2 separate regions of the Homo sapiens genome follow, and region 1 is linked to region 2. A link is an interaction called in ENCODE POLR2A ChIA-PET data of the cell type or tissue named here. Cell type or tissue: OCI-LY7. All regions are shown on one strand. Links, peaks and the distances in the headings refer to the core of each region. The heading gives the core; the rest is flanking DNA.

Evidence for each region. ChIA-PET counts read pairs that join two places held together with the same protein. Peaks named below come from ENCODE experiments on the same cell type or tissue, not always from the same donor. Only the 100,000 strongest peaks of a DNase experiment are listed, where the experiment ranks them.
Region 1: POLR2A ChIA-PET joins it to region 2 with 5 read pairs; 3 of 35 experiments call an interaction of 5 or more read pairs at or near these places.

The regions. Positions count from the first base shown.
Region 1 is chr3:71,352,185-71,361,662 of GRCh38, forward strand. FOXP1 (forkhead box P1) reads right to left here. Exons shown (of 21, transcript NM_001349338.3): 4 at 6,966-7,060. Among named protein-coding and RNA genes, the nearest start is that of FOXP1-AS1, 67 kb to the left of the region's middle. In OCI-LY7, for the core only: no CTCF peak of the experiment used is centred there; a DNase peak (open chromatin) is centred at 4,217.
Region 2 is chr3:71,290,648-71,300,125 of GRCh38, forward strand. FOXP1 (forkhead box P1) reads right to left here. Exons shown (of 21, transcript NM_001349338.3): 5 at 9,173-9,233. It overlaps FOXP1-AS1 (FOXP1 antisense RNA 1), which reads left to right. Exons shown (of 5, transcript NR_126463.1): 2 at 1,870-1,993; 3 at 5,803-5,860. Among named protein-coding and RNA genes, the nearest start is that of FOXP1-AS1, 5.6 kb to the left of the region's middle. In OCI-LY7, for the core only: no CTCF peak of the experiment used is centred there; no DNase peak of the experiment used is centred there.

The sequences.
Region 1 (9,478 bases), core at 2,511-6,510, 62 kb after region 2:
GCTGGGTGTGGTCACTCATGCCTGTAATCTCAGCACTTTGGGAGGCTGAAGGGGGTGGATCACCTGAGGTCAGGAGTTCGAGACCAGCCTGGCCAACATGGCAAAATCCTGTCTCTACCAAAAATACAAAAATTAGCCAGGCATGGTGGCATGCATCTTAGTCCCAGCTACTTGGGAGGCTGAGGCAGGAGAATCGCTGGAACCAGGGAGGTGGAGGTTGCAGTGAGCCGAGACTGCACCACTGCACTCCAACTTCAGCCTGGGCAACAGAGCGAGACTCCATCTCAAAAAAAAAAAAAAAAAAAAAAACACAACAGGCTACGAGGGGAAGGAATTTCTAGGTCCAGATCCTACTTTGCTCCATATAAGCAGAGGGCTCTGGGTGAGTCATTTAACTCACTATTCTTCAGCTTCCTCACCTGTAAAATGAATTTTTAGAATGATGATTACTTCACAGAGTTACTATGAGTTAATAAATATCAAAGGCTTAGAATCATGTCTGGCATACAGACAGTAAAGGTAGCTATTATAGGGTAGACCTTTCAAAAGCTAGAATGTTTCTCTTAAAAAACTGCTGTTTATTGAGATTTTTTAGGGTTAGATTTTTCATGAGTTTAGAAAATTCTACTTCCACCTCTCCCTACTTTTTAAGCATGCAGAATATTGGTGACAGCACGAAATGCAAGTTCTTCTAGGTACATACATACAGATAAACCTAAGAAGGTCTAAGCACCAATTATTCTAGGAGTAGAATCCCAAAGAAACTGCCAGGTTTAGGAAGTGAGTCAGGAGTGGGAGACTATTTTGTGTCACCATTAATGACTGGGGACAGATGTGGACAAAGACAGGACACAGGCTCTCCTGGTTGGAATACCCAGGGCAAAACCTTTACTGATCCCCTGGGAAAGCTGGCATTAAAAAATTCAGCCCTAGAGCATCTTAGCCAGAGTCACCTGGCACTGAGAGACTGCTGAACCAAATTGGACTCAGACGATGCAGCAAAATTTCAAAGCATTAAAGTAAAAACCCTCAGAAAGCTCCTAATCTTCCCCGCTGCTCCTCAGGCACCAGGGTATTGAGAAGAGGGCAGCACAAGGGCTGATCTAGGCCCTCAAGCATCCCGCGTAAACTGCCTGATCAAGTCTCATATTACACGGATCTGTTTCCCCTTTCACGAATTATTATTTTAGTTTCTGAAGTGATATTTGGAGACAGGGGTGTTATATATTTTTAGAGATGCAAAAAATCTGGGTGTTAGCCACTCTGAGGGTTATCATGAGTCTAACCAATGTTTTTTTTTCTGATTTATTCACTTACTTTGACTGAAACTTACTGGATTTCATCTTTTCCTTTCCTAAAAGGATATTAGTAACCACGTTTGATGCCTTAAACTATATTTTAATCATGTCCTTTTATTGTTAAGTTGCAAGAGTACAAGTTATGAATTAATAAAAGAAATGGCTATTTTAATTTCCTAGATAACCCTAGTTACTCCATAAGTCGTGTAAATAAGAGTATATGATTTCATAGATTTCATTCTTGTCCGCTAGAAAGTCATGTGATACAGAGTGAGACAGGTCCCTCTCTCTGCTTCAGCTTTTACATAAAAAATTCACAATGAACAACAAATGTCAACCACTGACATGGTGGAACAATATAGCAAAAATAATAGATCATCTTCTTCAAGCAGGTGGAAGAAATTGGTGTTAATAATGAAAGACATTTATATCTAACTCCTTTCAGACTATACAGACTTTGGTTTTCTATCAAAAGAGAAGTGATGTGAATTTTCAGGACCGACACATCAAGTATATTTTTTTAAAAAAAGAGAAGAGAATTGGGCTGGGCGCGGTGGTTCACGCCTGTAATCCCAGCACTTTGGGAGGCTGAGATGAGCGGATCACAAGATCAGGAGTTCAAAACCAGCCTAGCCAGCAAGGTGAAACCCCGTCTGTATTAAAAATACAAAAAAAAAAAAAAAATACTAGGGAGGCTGAGGCAGGAGAATCGCTTGAACCCAGGAGCGGAGGTTATGGTGAGCTGAGATTGCGCCACTGCGCTCCAGCCTGGGTGACAGAGCGAGACTCCGTCTCCAGAAAAAAAAAAAGAGAGAGAGAAGAGAATTTAAGGAAATTTAAGATGCCCTCTATTGCAAGGCAGGAGATCAAACCAGCTCTGATTAACTTAAAGGCAAAACATATCCCCAGCAAGAAGGCGTACAGACACTGCAGCACCCCAAACTCTCAATTTCCATGGTTTTCTGGATGTGGGTCAGGCTCCAGACACTGAGCCATTGCAGCGCTTGAGGTTTCTAGCATGTGCTACCTGAGACAGGTCATGAGCATCCAACAGTCAACGTGTCAACAACAAATATAAAACAGACTATCTCACTGCTTGCTTATTTTGTACTTTTTGAAGTTAATTCAGCACATGAAACATGAGCAAATATAATCGGGAATCAAGGTTCTTTGCCATCTTTGCCACCTCTAAAATGAACATCAGAAGAAAGCAGAAGATGAGTTTTATCAGTGGAGGTCCCCAAAGCCTTTGCTGATACCCTTAAATCAACAGCACTGTTATTCTGTTCCAGACGTTGTGCAAAGTGCTTTATACGTACCATCTAATTTAATCCTCGCAATAGCTCAGTGGCTAGGTAATGCTATTACCCCTGCCCCAGGCAAGTAAACTGAGTCTTAGAGAGAGAAAATAATTTGTCCAAAAAAAGAGCCACTGAATGAGAGTGTTGGGGTTTGAGCTTGGATCCCAATGTCCTTAATCAATTTGTACCACCCACAATATCCTTCAGGCTCAAGTGGCAAATGATTCTGTCTTCATGGGGAAGATAATGTATAACCCCTTCCGGATGGGACACGCAGAGTATGCAGTACATAGTGGGAACTTTCCAGAGAAAACCCAAGGGCAGTATTTTATTCCTACAATAAAGGTGATGTGTGTAGCTTTGTTCCTTCTCTTTCTCCCTCAACCAGATACAGTCCTCTTAGGTGCCATAAAAATACAGAAATTCACAGGGAAATCCCCAGACTCTGACTGATTCAACAAATACCGACTGCATGCATACCTACCATATGTTAGGCACTGCTAGCCATGGAGAAGCCACACTGAATACGACCTACTTCTTGCTTATTACCTGATAAACAGGTGAATTCATGAAGGGACAGGGCTGTAACATATGGAACAAACAAGAGGTTTGGATCAAGAAAAATAATAAAGGGGCTGTCCCCTTTCACGTAGGTGGTCAGCAAAGGCATGTTTAAGGGGTTGATTTTTGAACTGAACACTAAGGGATGAGAAGGAGTGAGTCCTGGGAGGCATGGAAGGTATCCCGTAATTCAGAGGCAAGGGAGATTTTATGACATCTGAGAAGAGTAATGGGGTTTAAATAAAATATTGGAAACCACGCGGCAAAAGCTCGAAGTTTCCAAGAGTCTTTTGAACACGCCAGATCTTCAAGCCACTATCTCCACACAGTGAACATGATGGAAGCAAAGCCTATGTCAGGCAGACCCCTGATAAGTACTACTATAGGCTGGGGTCTGTTGCCCCAAAACCATCAGTTCTGTGATATGGTGTCAATGTTAATGAATTATCACTGCAGGTTTGTTATTATAGGTGGTGTGACTCTTACCCGTCTCACCTAACAGGGCTCAAAAACTCAAGAGACAGCCAGGGTCACGTGGTTGGCACTGTTTTTCAATCTGGGTACAAGTCACCAACTGGGTCATCCATGAGTACTGCTGACATTCTTTGCCACGGACCTGTGGCAGCTTCTGTGTGCAGATGACACAGTCCTTTGAGGGCCATTCCCAAGAGGATCTGTGGGGGACTAGGACCTGCTTTGCCGAGTCAGCACAGAGGCAGGGATGGAGGATGAGGTGGCAGAAGATCGACATCATGTAACATCAGCCTGCACGAGCGAAACCCTACAGTTTCAGATTATCATCAGCAATACCAACTTGAAAGCAGTTAGTGAATTCTGCTTGCGAGGCAGGACCATTGTCTGACTAAGTCAAAAAAAAAAAAAAAAAAAAAGGAATAAAAAAAGAACTGTATGCTTCTCAGGGGAAATCCTCAAAACAGGATCCAGAGACCTAAGCTCTGCTAACAGGGCTACAGCAGCTGTATACATAGCTGCACGTGTCCTTGCAGATGTGCAGCAGGACAAGCTCCCAAGGCTGTACTTGCATTTACAAGGGAATACCAGGTGAGGAGCAATGGACTGCGAAACATGCGTCATCTATCAGTAAAACAACGACCAGTGAACCAGCAACAGGATGGTACAAGCTTGTCAGAGACAGAGATTTCCACTGTATCACCTGGGGTGCCTAGTACAATGCTGGCATTTATGATGTACCAGGATCCGTGCTAAGCTCTTTACAAGCATCACCTCTCTAACTCTTCAGAGTGAGCTGGCTTCTATTTTTATCCCCTTTTCCAGATAAGGAGGCCGTGGCACAGAAAGGTTAAGTAACTTGCCTAGGGTTGTTCAGCCAGGAAGTGGAAAAGGTGGAATCTGAGTCTAAGCCAATCTAACTTCAAAGCAGACACTCTTAACCATGCTGCTATCCTGTATCCACAGGAGGCATCCAAGGAGTTTCTGCGAATGCATCCATTACCCTAAGTTTTATGACTACTCGTCACAGGCCAGTATAGGCAGAGAATATATTATTAATACAAAGCATAGGGAAGTCTCATTCTATTCATTTTATGGGATAAAAAGTGGCTCACAAGAATCATGTACAGGCCAATTTGGGACAGAAAATTTGGACAGGAGTGGCTTACTTGTCCCGTGCACCCCACTCCCACGGTAAGCTTTCAGCAGAGATACAGGGAGCAACAAATCACAGAAAGGTAGGATGGAGAGTTCTGTCCCGTCCTTGAGTCTACATAAGAACAGAGGGACAATGCAAAGCTGTCAGCAATGTCCCCTGCCCATATAGGGGGAACAGAATTGGGTGTGAGTGCGTGCCACTAAGACCTCATGCTAGTACTCAAGCCTTAATGAAATCTTACATCCACAGGAAGGAAAACCCACTAGACTAGCATATTCGAGAGTTTAAATTTTGCTTTATAGCTCTCTTAATAAAGAAATGTATTTCTCAGATTTGCCATGGCACTTTCAGTAAGAATATTGTGGTCTTAAAATATTTACTGAGCTGTATCTCTGCTGAGAATTAAACAGGCTAAAATTCTAACATGTAAAATTCAAACAAGGCACAGTCAACAGAAGGCATTCATTGAAAATAAATAAAAATTAAACATGTAAGCAAAATTGACAGCATGATTTCGTAAAAGTAACCATAATGGTTGCTCAGTAAGCATTCACCTTTTCTTAGTACTAGAACCCAGAATTTACCTGGGACATCAAATTGTTCAAGTCTAAGGATGCATTTCCCAGACACCCTTACAGTTAGGGGTGGCTAATAGGATGTAAGCAGGCATCATTGGATAAGGCTACAGGGAAAGTGCTTTAAAAAGGCCTGCCTCAGCCAGGAAAACTACTTTTTGTCTTGGATGTAGAGGCAATGGCCTGAGAGCCAGCAGCCACCATGTGACCTTGAAGATGAAGGAACGCACTTGAATAAGCAGAGTAGAAAGATAGAAGACACAAACTGCTCTTCCCAGATGTTTTTACGACAGAATACTTAAATAATTTTTTATACTTATATCTCTCTTACTAGAAAACAATTCTTAACTAATATAATGACATGAAAACATATCTAAAGATGACACTACAATTTTCTCTGAGGGAAAAAAAAAACTAGAAGATTCATGAATTGGGATTCTGATTAACCCTCTATTCCCAAAGCTGTTTGTTTAAGTATGACTTGCCTTCTTAATTAGTATTGCTAGCCCAGGGAAGCATATTTGCTGAGCCTGTCTCTCTGTTTTGACATGCAAGACTTGTGAAATTTAAACATACTTGTAGGCATCCAAAGCATTATTATTTATTAAGGCCTATATTAAAGGTGAGATCTTACAGCACTCTCAGATTCTGATGATTAAAGGAAATTTAATCGTTCTTCATTGGCATTTGATCTTTAGCCTACCATAATCTACCCGCATATCCCTTCATCCATATTTGATACTAAAAAGAAAGACATTTCAACAGCTAGTCCATCAACTGTAAAATAGAAGGAACGTACAGACAAACCACATTACTCAGAAAATAAGAGAGCTTTCCCCCACACTCATTTCGCTCATGAAAGCCCAATGTGATTAAAAAGGTGAAGAAGTCACACTCCACAAGGTGAACCAGAATGACTGTAGAGCCGATCATCACATTCGTAAGGAGTTTCGAAATTTTCAAAGTGCTTTCACATGCATTATATCTTGTTTCATCCTTACAACACCATCTTTCAAGGTAGTAAGGGCAGGTATATATTTTTTATTCCTGTTTCTCGCAGATAAATGGTTTGCTCAAGGTCAGACGGAGTGGTACCCAGCGAGGTGTCAGGTTTACAGGTCAAATGTCCGTTTTTGATGCATCCAATCAAGGGACAGCCTACTATAGTCTTCAGGCCAAATATGGCTTACTGTCTGTTTTTGTAAATAAAGTCTCACTGGAGCACAGTGACACCCCTTTGCTTGTATATTATCTATGGCTGCTTTTGTGCTCTAAAGGCAGAGTTGACTAGTTGCAAAAAAGACTGTATGGCTCATGAGGATGACAATATTTCCTATCTGGCCCCTTACAAATTTTACCAACCCCTGCATTAGGTCACCTTCCCACAAATATGATCCCCGTTATGAACCCTATTCTTGAAAACCATAAAGCTATCATGGGGGGTAGCAGCATTCAAATGCCTGCTAGCTTCAGAATCAGGGCCTGATAATTAGAAAGGCCATTATCTTCTGCAGGATTACTATATCGACCACTGGGTCCCCCGCAAAGGTAGATGGCAATTTTTAGGTGGTATACAGCATCAGTGGTGTCTGTCACTTACCCTGAAATTTTAACGTGTCTCACAGCCATAAAAAGCCTGGGGTCACTGGGAGGGGGCATGCATAATGCCACAGGACTGCAACACACAGAGGGAAGCTGAAAGCAAAAAGAAAAGAAGAGGTTAAGTGAAGGGGCAAATGGTGATGCTTCAAAAGCAACACAGACACACGAGCCTTTGGTATCCCTCATTTACATACCACATTTACCTTCAGTATATAATCATGTATCTAAGCATCTATTTTATCCTTTGCCTTCTAGAATCAGCATTTGACCTAGCTCACAACCTGAATTACAGGAGGAGGATGCAAAATGTTATGTAGGTGAGTAAAACTGTCACTCTTGAAGGCACTGACATCCACTTAGGAAGTTAAGTTCCTTTATCTTCCGTACCATAATTTCTATTTCTTTTCTTTTTTCTGAGACAGGGTCTCGCTCTGCCACTCAGGCTGGAGTGCAGGGCACATTCAGGGCTCACTGCAGCCTCAACTTCCCAGTCTCAAGCGCTCCCAAGTACCTTGAACTATAGGTGTGCGCCACCATGCCCAAATAATTTTGGAATTGTAGTAGACAAGCTAAATTTTAGTAGGCCGGCTGGTCTCAAACTCCTGAGCTCAAGTGATACTCCTGCCTCAGCCTACAAAGTGCTGCAATTATTTTTCCAGACACAGTCTTCTTCTATCTCCAAGGCTAGAGGAGTGCAGTGGCATGATCTCGGCTCACTGCAACCTCCACCTCCCAGTTTCAAGCGATTATCCTGCCGCAGCCTCCCGAGTAGCTGGGATTACAGGTGTCCGCCACCGTGTCTGGCTAATTTTTGTATTTTTAGTAGAGACAAGGTTTCACCATGTTGGCCAGGCTGGTCTCAAATTCCTGACCTCAAATGATCCACCCGCCTCGGCCTCTCAAAGTGCTGGGATTACAGGCATGAGCCACCATGCTCGGCTTATAATTTCTTATTTCTCAAGATAAATTCTCATAATTACAGTGCTAATACATCCTGAGAAATAAGAAAAAGAAGATCCATAGGTCCAAATGATAATTTTGCCATGAGTTTTGATCTTTTAGCCTATCTCAATGCACTCAGTAGAAGAGACAGGAGGAAGTAAGTACATACATGGACACAGGCGCCCTACTAGCGAAACATACAAGCTCTCTCCTGACAGCCAAACAGAAAATCTTACTTGCCACAGTTAGCAACTCTTTTTTTTTCAGTTGCATTTCAAATGCAAAAGGAGACTGTGACACACCTTCTCATGGAAACAGTCACTCTGTTCATGTGCTGAGACTGCAAAGCTTTCATCGCTTGGTTAGGTTATTAGTAGAATATTTACCAAATCCAATTCCAAGTAAGTTGAAGTTGCTGACAGATAAGTCAACTCATCCTCAAGCACTTTCAGAAAGTTTTTGCGAATAGCTGTCAGTAGCAAGGTTTCACATGCCGGGTCTTTTCTGCATAGATCCTTGAGATAATAATGCCATCTATATGGTCCTCAAGATTAAATAAAGGACTCTCACTAATACAGAAAAAAAAAAATGGAACTATAGAATGGGTAGAAAGCCTGAGCTTTCAAGGCACGTACATGTACGTCTGTGTGCAGTGTTCTCTTTCAATAGTAAATTCAGGCAATACTTTGTGAATTTACATGTTTTTAACCTACTCAGATGGAGAAGTTGAAACTAAAAAGGAGATGCACGAAGTTTTATGATTTGAATAGTCACCTGTCTCCGGAAACTATGTGGGCTGTCTGCCTACCAGAACTCAGAAGAGAGTTAAGAGATGGTGTTCCCAGTGGGTGTCTCTTCTAGATATGAGATAAACTCAGGCCAGATTTGTCCACACTATGTTTTCTAGGTATCTGGTGTCTAGTGTGCATAAACTCTTTGCACATGACTTCTGAATCTTCATTCTTATATGAGTTTAATGTGCTGTGTGGGCATTTTCCCTCTTGAGCAAGGGAGCTTAAGAGTATGATAAGAATGCATCAAAAATGTTTTTAAGATAATTTCAGTTGGTAAAGGCTGTAATCGTTCAAACTTAATTGGTGAACTCATTAATGAGCAACTGCCACTAAAAGAAAGATGACCATTGTCATCGACTTATCAGAGCAACGAGATAATGAAGTTAATTATATTGTTTTCAGTGGATTTACACTGGCTGCCTTTTAGATTCTACATTTCCAAACATTTGTTCTGACACCCCATGAGTTTGGACTCTTAACAAAAAACTATGAGCTGTGGACTCCTCAAGGAACAGTCGGCAGATCACAGCCCCACGTCAGGGCAATGCAATTGGAAAACTTTTCTCCCCTTTATTATCTACTTGTAAAATGTTATAAGCCTGTAAACTAGTTAATTTATGAGCCGTGTTAATAATTTGCTCACACTCGATTGCAGGTTTGGCAAACACAGTTTCCAAGGGATGTGGGAGGATAATTTGTAGGTCCGGCTTCTCTCCTAAGGGGACACTAACTAATTTGACACAGTAACATGACATTGATGGCGGGGCACACTAAT
Region 2 (9,478 bases), core at 2,417-6,416:
GCCCTACTCAGTCTGGCCCTGTTACACTGTTATGTTGTCTCTTACTACAACTTGAGTAGCCTTAATCCAATATTCTGCAATCAAAAGTGCTCCGAAATCCAAAACTTTTTGAGCACAGATACAACACTCAAAGGAAATGCTCACAGGAGCATTTCAGATTTGGGATTTTGGGGTTAAGGATGCTTAGCTGGTAATGCATATATTATAAAATCTGAAAGATCCCAAATCAGAAATATTTCTGGTCCCAAGCATGTCAGATAACAGATACTCAACCTGTACTCTTCCCTTAAGGACACTGCTTCGGCCATACTGGCTGACTTGCTCTCTTTAGAATAGGCTACATCTCTGCTCACCTTACATGGACTTACCCTGACCACCCACCACCCTATTTACACAGCAACCCTTCCCTCTGACAATGTGACCTCCCTTATCCTTTTATATTTTCTCTACAGTATCTATCACCACGCCCTTGTTTATCACGCTTCGCTGGTTGTCCACTCCCTCTAAACCAATGAGCAGAGGGCTTGGTGGCTGTGCTGTCCACTGCTATATCCAGCAACACTGTCTAATAGAAATACAATGGCTGCCACATAAGTAACTGTGACGCTTTTCAGAAGTAACAAGAAACAGCTGAAATTAATTTTAATATTTTATTTAACCTAATGTATCCAAAACGATCATTTCAACATGTAATCGATGAAGAAAAATTATCAAATATTTCATGTTCTTTTTTCCATACAAAGGCTTTGAAATACTTTGTAGATTTTACACTGCACATCCAAGTTTGGGCTAATCACATTTCAAGTGTTCAGCAGCTCCAGGTAGCTAGTGGCTCCCACACTGGACAGGGGAGGTCAAGCACAATGCCTGGCATACAGCAGGCATTTAATAAAGATGTGTGAATAAACAGATGAGGGAATAAATCCAACCTGCAGAAAGAACTACTTTACATTGCAAAGACAGTACTCATATGTTTCAGAAGTTTTACTGCATACACATAAAATCCTTACCACATGTGACATATTCTGATTTTTTTATTTTACTGTATTGTATGCTTATTCTGTATTTTTTTTTTTTTTTTTTTGAGATGGAGTCTCACACCAGGCTGGAGTGCAGTGGTGTGATCTTGGCTCACTGCAACCTCTGCCTCCCGGGTTCAAGTGATTTTCCTGCCTTAGCCTCCCACGTAGCTGGGACTACAGGTGTGCGCCACCATGCCCAGCTAATTTTTGTATTTTTAGTAGAGATGGGGTTTCACCATGTTGGCCAGGATGATTTTGATCTCTTGACCTCGTGATCTGCCTGCCTCGGCCTCCCAAAGTGCTGGGATTACAGGCCTGAGCGACTGTGCCTGGCCGCTGATTCCATTTTTTAAAAGTCTTGGGTACAAGCCACTACACTAAAATCCTTAACCCACAAACTGGTTCCAACGGCCACTTTGAAAATGACTGGTCTAAATAAACTTTAAAGTATGGAATTTGTAATGAATGTATTTTAGGATATTTCCTCTGGCCTCCAGAGACCACTGAGGACCTTTTGAAAGGGAAACAGACCAACCTCCAGAAAAAAAAGACTGGAGGAAAGAGTGAGCATGTAAGCTACCATGGCAAGCCATAGACTGCAATAATCACAGTCCATCCAACAATGGGAGGTTTCTCTTAATTAAAAAGTAATTTTATTTTACTTTTGATTTATTTATTTTTTGAGATGGAGTCTCCCCTCTGTTGCCCAGGATGTAGAGCAGTGGCATGATCTCAGATCACTGTAACCTCTGCCTCCCAAGTTCAAGCAATTCTCTCACCTCAGCTTCCCAGGTAGCTGGGACTACAGGTGTGCACCACCATGCCCAGCTAATTTTTGTATTTTTAGCAGATACCAGGTTTCGCCATGTTGACCAGGCTGGTCTCAAACTCCCAACCTCAAGTGATCCACCTGCCTTGGCCTCCCAGAGTGCTGGGATTACAGGTGTGAGCCACCATGCCCGGCCTAAAAGGTAATTTTAAATAACTGGTCACACTCTCAGATAATTAACAAAACATCTAATTACCTTTAATTACATACCACATATATGCCAATATACAAAATTCAGGAAAGATCTGCATGATTTTCACCCTTTAAAAAGAGTGAATTTGACAAGGGCAGAAAGACTTCATGTTTTTCCTTTTTCTTCCCGACCCCATGCAAAGCCAGATCAGTGGCAGAGAGGAACAAACTGAAACGATTCATCTTCATTTCAAATTCACAAAGTCCCATTCACCAATAGTGTTTTTAAAAGATACCACAAACTTCAAATCCAAACTCAGCACTGCTTAGTAACTGTCACTACAGCTTCAACTTTTAAATGGGCTCATAAAATAAGGATTCTGTCATCAGTACACTATTTGTTTCTTTGAGGTCCTTGGTGTTACTAGATACTGAGGGGGTAGGCCCACAAGGTTAACACAGATGTGCTACCTTTTATAATATTTTGTTTTTGTACAGTTAAGCTTCAGATTTCTTTCAGAGGCTTTTGAATTGCCAAGGAAAGGCTCTATTTCCTACATCTGTGGTACGTCGTTAAGTTGCCACCTAACATGAGGTTTGTGTTCCTAAAATGCTCAAGGTGAGCAGTTGGAATATTTGTGCCTTTGGCAGATAGGACAGCAAAAACATCATTTAAAAAATACATGGATACAGTAGTTCAGTGGTGTGAGCCTATAGTCCAAGCTATTCAGGAGGCTGAGGCAGGAAGATCCCTCAAGCCCAGGAGTTCGGGGCTGCAGTAAGCTCTGATCACACCTATGAACAGCCACTGTAATCCTGCCTGGGCAACACAGCCAGACCCCATTTCTTAAAAAAAAAAAAAAGATAGATAAAACCATTTGCTATTTGGTTTTGTATTTTTGATTGTTCACTGTGCAAAATATGGTTATTTGATAATTGCTGCAAATATTGTCTTTACTACTAAATATGCCTTCATGTACATTTCAACAAGTGACTTCTGCTTGAAAACGAACTCTATTGAGCATATTTCTCTGGAAATCAATATTTAAGAAATTTTTTTTCTTTGAAACTAACATTCAAGAGAGACAGCTCTTGTTTACAGAGTAACTTAGTTTAGCATTATGGCTAACAATGTTTAAAAACAGCTAACTTAAAATGCAAACATTTAAATTCTGACGTTTAACTGTTGAGAGGCCATGTCAGTCTACGGAAATACACACAGCATAAAAAACAGTAATTTTTCCCCAGTTCTGTCCCTTGTAAGAATATTTCAAGCAACCATTCTCTTAGATTTAAAAATAAGAACTCATGAGGTTTTAAGACAGTTAAAAATTTTAAATGCCTAGATGAACCTTGAAAACATTTTGCTAAGTGAAAGAATCCAGTCACAAAAGGATGTGGGATTCCATTTCTATGAAACGTCCAGACTAAGTAAATCTATACAAACAGAATGTATATTTGTTGTTATCAGGGGATGGCGGGAGGGCAGAATGCAGTGTAAGTGCTAATAGTTACTAGGGTTTTTTCTTAAGCGATGAAATATTCTAAAACTGAACTAGATGGTTGCAACTCTGAACACATTAAGAACTATTGAAAAGTCAGTACACCTTAAATGGGTGAATTGTATTGTATGTGAATTATATCTCAGTAATTCTGTTAACAAAAAATTAACATGCCTGATAACATTCACAACAGCATATAAGGAAATCAAGTTAATCTCACATAACTTCCATACGATGCTAAAACACATAATTCCCGACACCCTGGACTCCTTGTTTTAGACCACTTCTCAAATCAACCAACAATTGCCCTTCCTAACACCCATCATCAGCATCGTCATTCATGTATGCCTGCCCCTCTAGACTATCAACTCTGTGAGGACAGAGACCATGTCCTTCTTACACGGTGCTATAATCTCAGCACCTAGCACACACCCACCAATAAACATCTGCAGTAAGAATTAATATATGTATGTATGTACATACATCTGTATGTATGAATGAATGAATGAAATTACTAGATTGGAGCAACTGAATCAATGAAGTACTTGTATTCTACTTGTCCCCTTAAATCTGTTTGTCAATTCTCCCCAGGCTCCTGGCCACCTAGGTAGAGACACTTCCCAGCAGCCCTCAAAGTTTGCTGGGCCTTATGACCACAATCTTACCAGTTAAGTGACAATGAGTGGGATGTATACAATGTTTAACTCTTTTGATCAAAAGAAAATTGCTTGCTTTGGACATCTCCATAGTGCGGCAACAACATAGCTTCAACCATATGATAAAGACAAAGCCCCAAGGGAGGAGAGCACAGACGGAAAGATCTGCCCAGACAAGCTACATTGGTCTGGTTGTTTCACGAGAGAAGTAGACTTCTATTTTATTTAAGCCATTTTACGCTGGGGTCTCTTTGTTACACCAGCCTAGTCTTTACCCTGACGGTTACAACCCAGGCATGAGTGTACTGTATGTGTGTACGGGGGATCAGGGAGCATTTCAATGCTTAACTGAATTGACTGATCACATTCCAGCCAATGCGGTCATCTGGTAACTCAGTAACGACTGCTTCCAGTGTCTTCATAACAACTTCCTTAATTAATGGTCACATAATTCAAATGCTAAATACTCTAAAAAGGTAGTTTTGAATGGGTTTAGCTCAGAATTGCTGTGTCATTAGGTAAATGTTCAAATCACTCACATATACACTTTTAAAGGAACTTATATTTCAAATAACTGAATAGCATTTTAGCTTTATTTTTCACCAAGAAATAATTTATAATAGGTAAGACACAATGAATGTTATCTACAAGGATGCATTTATAGTTCCTTCATCTAACATAAAACACCTTAAATTAGGGATGGAGTGGGGGGAAAATTGCAATGATTCAACTTCCTTTTGATTGTTTTTTAGTTTTCTCTCAAATAACCTGACTTTAAAAAAAAAACTGAACCAATACACAAAATGTGAAGCTTGGAGATGCCTAATGTTTAAAACTAACCATTTTAATTGTAATCTATATGGCCTTGATGATTATCTTCAACTCTCAATGCCATTCAGAATTGAATATAAGATGATGAATTTTACAAATTGGATTTGAATTTTAAGCAAATGCATGTGGGTAAATTGTCAATGGTGAGGGGAGGCAGGAAAAAATGCCACAGAAACCTTTATTAGATCACCAAACCAAGGCAACCATAATAGAATGACATCTGTATAATTGTGACCAGTGCATCCCTCTTTAGTTTCCATCTTGACATTCTGGATGACCTTGGGTAAACTATTTATCATCAACGGGACCGTTTTTCCAGTCTGTAAAGTGGGGATTATGAGAATTGCCAGCTACCTCTTAGGAATGCCAGCAACCAGATCCATTTTGTAAAGCACTCAGATCTAGTTGGAAGAAAATTGTTATATCACTCCCGAGTATGATGACTGTTATTTATGACTCTTCAGACCATAGAATCCAAATTTTCAAAATGGCTTCATTTGGTTTTCTGAATTTGCCTGGCGACTTTTATGTATATAATCAGTTATTCCCATAGTACCTTTGTAGGCATATTTCTGTGCATCTATACTGACTCTTAATAATTCCCAGGTTTCAAATTTGAGGCGTGGTATTTACTGAGAAGCTCCTGGCATCTGAAGTCTACATGCTTCTTGCAGTGTGAAAGATGATGCTGATTTTTTTGTCCATTGCTGGATGGCAAGGTCTTCTCCTCATTTAAGGCTTATTCATCAGGAAGAAACGCTAACCACTATATTCACTTGAAACATCTTTTTAAATTGTATATTTCCAACAAACCTTTTATTTCTTTCTAGATAAGAGATCAAGATATATACAAATTAGTCTTTGAAAGATCTTTCACCTTGTTCAAAGGTAAAAATTACATTTATTACTTAAGTCTATATACCCTAACTTATTTCTCCCCAAAATTTGAAATTAGCATCAAAACACAGATGGAATGGATACTGTAAAAGAAAAAAAAAAGTGTTAAGTAATGAAATGTTCACTTGGAATAGGAATACTGAAGATGATGTATGATATACTTTGGAAATGTGTCCCCTCCAAATCTCCCTCTTGAAATCTGGTCCCCAATGTCAGAGGAGGGGCCAATAGAAGGTGTTTGGATCATGGGGGCTGATCTCTCACGAATGGCTAGTGTCCTCCCCAGAGTAATGACTGAGTTCTTGCTCTATTAGTTCATGACAAATCTGGTTGTTAAAAAGAGCCTGGCTCCCCTTCCCTCCAAGCTTCCTTTTTCTCTTGTCATGTGACATGCCTGTTCCAAACCCCCTTTTGCCATGACTGGAAGCTTCCTAAGGTCCTTACTAGAAGTAGGTACTGGCACATGTTTCTTGTACAGTCTGCAGAATTATGAGCCAAATAAAATTCTTTTCTTTATAAATTACCCAGCCTCAGGTATTCCTTTATAGCAACACCAAACAGACGAAGACAATGTATATAGAACAAAAACAAAGACAACAAAAAAAGCTGAAAGTAGAGAACAACTATAGAGACTGAGCATATAAAATACTTTTATGATCAAGTAATTTTACAAGGGGGGCATTATTTGCACGATATTAAATAATCCCATAGATCATGCACTTGATAGTGATTATGAAGAAAGCATTTTTTTTGTAATATAGACTATTTTTCTCAGGCAATGCCAATGACAAATTTCTAGAAACATTTCTTTCCAATTTTTCCCTTGACCTATGATATTTTTAACTTTCAACAATATTACAGAATTTGGGGTGGGGTGGGGACTGTATTTCCATTTTCAGGTAACAGGTGAAAGAACGGACATTATAAAGATATTGAATCAGAAGAAAAATAATTCATGCTTACAGGTGATTACAAAAAAAAAAAAAAACAAAACAACAAATGAAAACCCATCAGTGAAGGTTATATTTGGAGCTGTATGGATAAGGCAACTCTCAAGCTAAACTTTTCATCTTTTCTACCACTTTTTCAGCTTTGTTTAATTTTTTTTTTTTTTTTTCAGACAGAGTCTCCTTCTGTCTCCCAGCCTGCAGAACAGTGGTGCGATCTCAGTTCACTGCAACCTCTGCCTCCCGGGTTTAAGTGATTCTCCTGCCTCAGCCTCCTGAGTAGCTGGGATCACAGGTGCCCGCCACCACACCCAGCTAATTTTTGTATTTTTAGTAGAGACGGGGTTTCACCAGGTTGGTCTCGAACTCCTGACCTCAGGTGATCCACTCGCCTCAGCCTCCCAAAGTGCAGGGATTACAGACATGAGCCACCATGCCTGGCCTGTTTAATCATAATTTTTAGCTTTGCCAGAAACCTCTGCTAACAGTAGGAGATGAGTTAGACATGTGGCACCACTTTGCATGAGGAGCATCTTGGATTGAGATCACTCTGTGAGATTATAGAGACCAGGAGACAGCAAATTACCACCTTGCTGAGTAGCTGCAACAGAGGCTGAATGCCCCCACAAGTAGAAAATATTTACTATGTGGCCCTTGACAGAAAAAGTTTGCAGACCCTTGATATAGATTAATGTCTTCCTTTTAAAGATTAGAAAACTGAGGCCGGGAGCAGTGCCTCACGCCTGTAATCCCAACACTTTGGGAGGCCGAGGTGGGCGGATCACGAGGTCAGGAGTTTGAGACCAGCCTGACCAACATGGTGAAACCCCGCCTCTCCTAAAAACACAAAAATTAGCTGGGTATGATGGCGACTGCCTGTAATCCCAGCTACTCAGGAGGGTGGGGCAGGAGAATCACTTGAACCCGGGAGGCAGAGGTTGCAGTGAGCCGAGATCCCGCCACTGCACTCCAGCCTGGGCAACAGAGCGAAACTCCGTCTCAAAAAGAAAAAAAAAGAAAAAAAGAAAAAGAAAAAGAAAATTGAGCCTCAGCAAAGGGAAGTGTCTTGCTGTGGCCTGATAATCCCAATTACTGGTTGGGAATCAATTCCTTCCATGCCGAAACATCTGAAACGTATGTTTGTCCTCTCTGAAATACAATTAGGTAGATCCTGCAAAGGTTTCATTTAAACAATATAGATGGTGAAATGATGCAAGTCTGATTTTTCTAGACCAAATTAAATGTGCCAGAATGCAACTACAAAAACAAATCCATATCCTTTATATATATGCATTCTAGAACCCCCCCAAGCCCCAGGTGAGACTTATCAAAAACTGATCAAAGATTCTTCACATTATGAAAAGTTCCACAAAAAACTCTGTTCAACTCAATAATAAGTCTATATCTGACAAATACATAAACTTTAGTAAAATCTGAGCAAAGGCTTTGTTCAACCATGCTGGCAGGTAACCTGTTTTTAGACAGACACAAATCTACTAAATCAAATGGAACTATTAAAGGCCAAAAATTCTAAATGAAACAAAGATGCTACTGCTTGAGAAATATCAGATGTTAAAACGACCGGCAGGATCATCTTCTGTAAGATGATCATTGCCTTTATCAGAGAGGTACTTTTGAAATCAAGTAAATATGTAGCATCCATAACCATTTTAACCGGAGTACTTTTTCACTCCCCCTCCCAAAAGCGAATTTGAGAAAATTAAATTTGGCTTTAATTCATTAAGCTACTTTAGTCTCTCTGAAAACTTCTAATTTTAAAATCAAGTACTCATTTGATTTTCAAGCAAGGTCAAGAGAACAAGGCAGCCTAGCGCTGACATTACAGGGATATGCCCCACACTGCTCAGCAGTTACATCAATGTGGCGTGTTGCTATGGTGCCTGACTGTTAATTTCTGAAAGAAGGTGATTATAAAGCCGCCAGATGAACATCAATTGGATGACACCACTTCAGCACACAATACTGACATGCGTTACTCTTGTTTGCAGCAAGTTAATTTTATGAATCACCACTTTTGTGATGTGAATATTCCTTTCTAACTTTAAACCTACCAAGTCAACAAGAAACAAATAAATTTAAAAAATAAAAATAAGTTCAGCTTCAACAAACAGAGAAGAGTTTGATAATATTTGGGGGGGAAATGTGAACCTGTAGACCATTTCTTAAGGGCAACCATTTTTCTTAGGACCTCCAAAAATACACCACATATGTCCTTACACGCAAATAAATACATGTTTATTTGACAAATACAGACCAAAAAGCAACTGAATTAAAATGCCTGGAAGGCAAAAGACACAGCCCTGGATATAACTTCACTAATCACATTTGCATTTACCTTTTTTGGCTTCTGTAAAGCAATCTTCAGTTATAGTCACCTCAAAAGGTCACGTCTTACCCTGAAAACAAAAGAGAACATCAAAATCTGAATGTCAAGAGAAGTAGCAACCACCTCTGCCAAGGACAGACACAAGGAAAACAACAAAAGCACTCAATTCTATTTAATGGCAAATGACTTTCAGGGTTAATAAAAACAAGTCCCAAGAATCTCTACTTATCTGGACCATATGCCTTTGAGCTCTTCAAGACAACAAAATTGACTTGGTGGGGAAAAGTCAAGGTGAAACATTTCAAATGTTGTGTA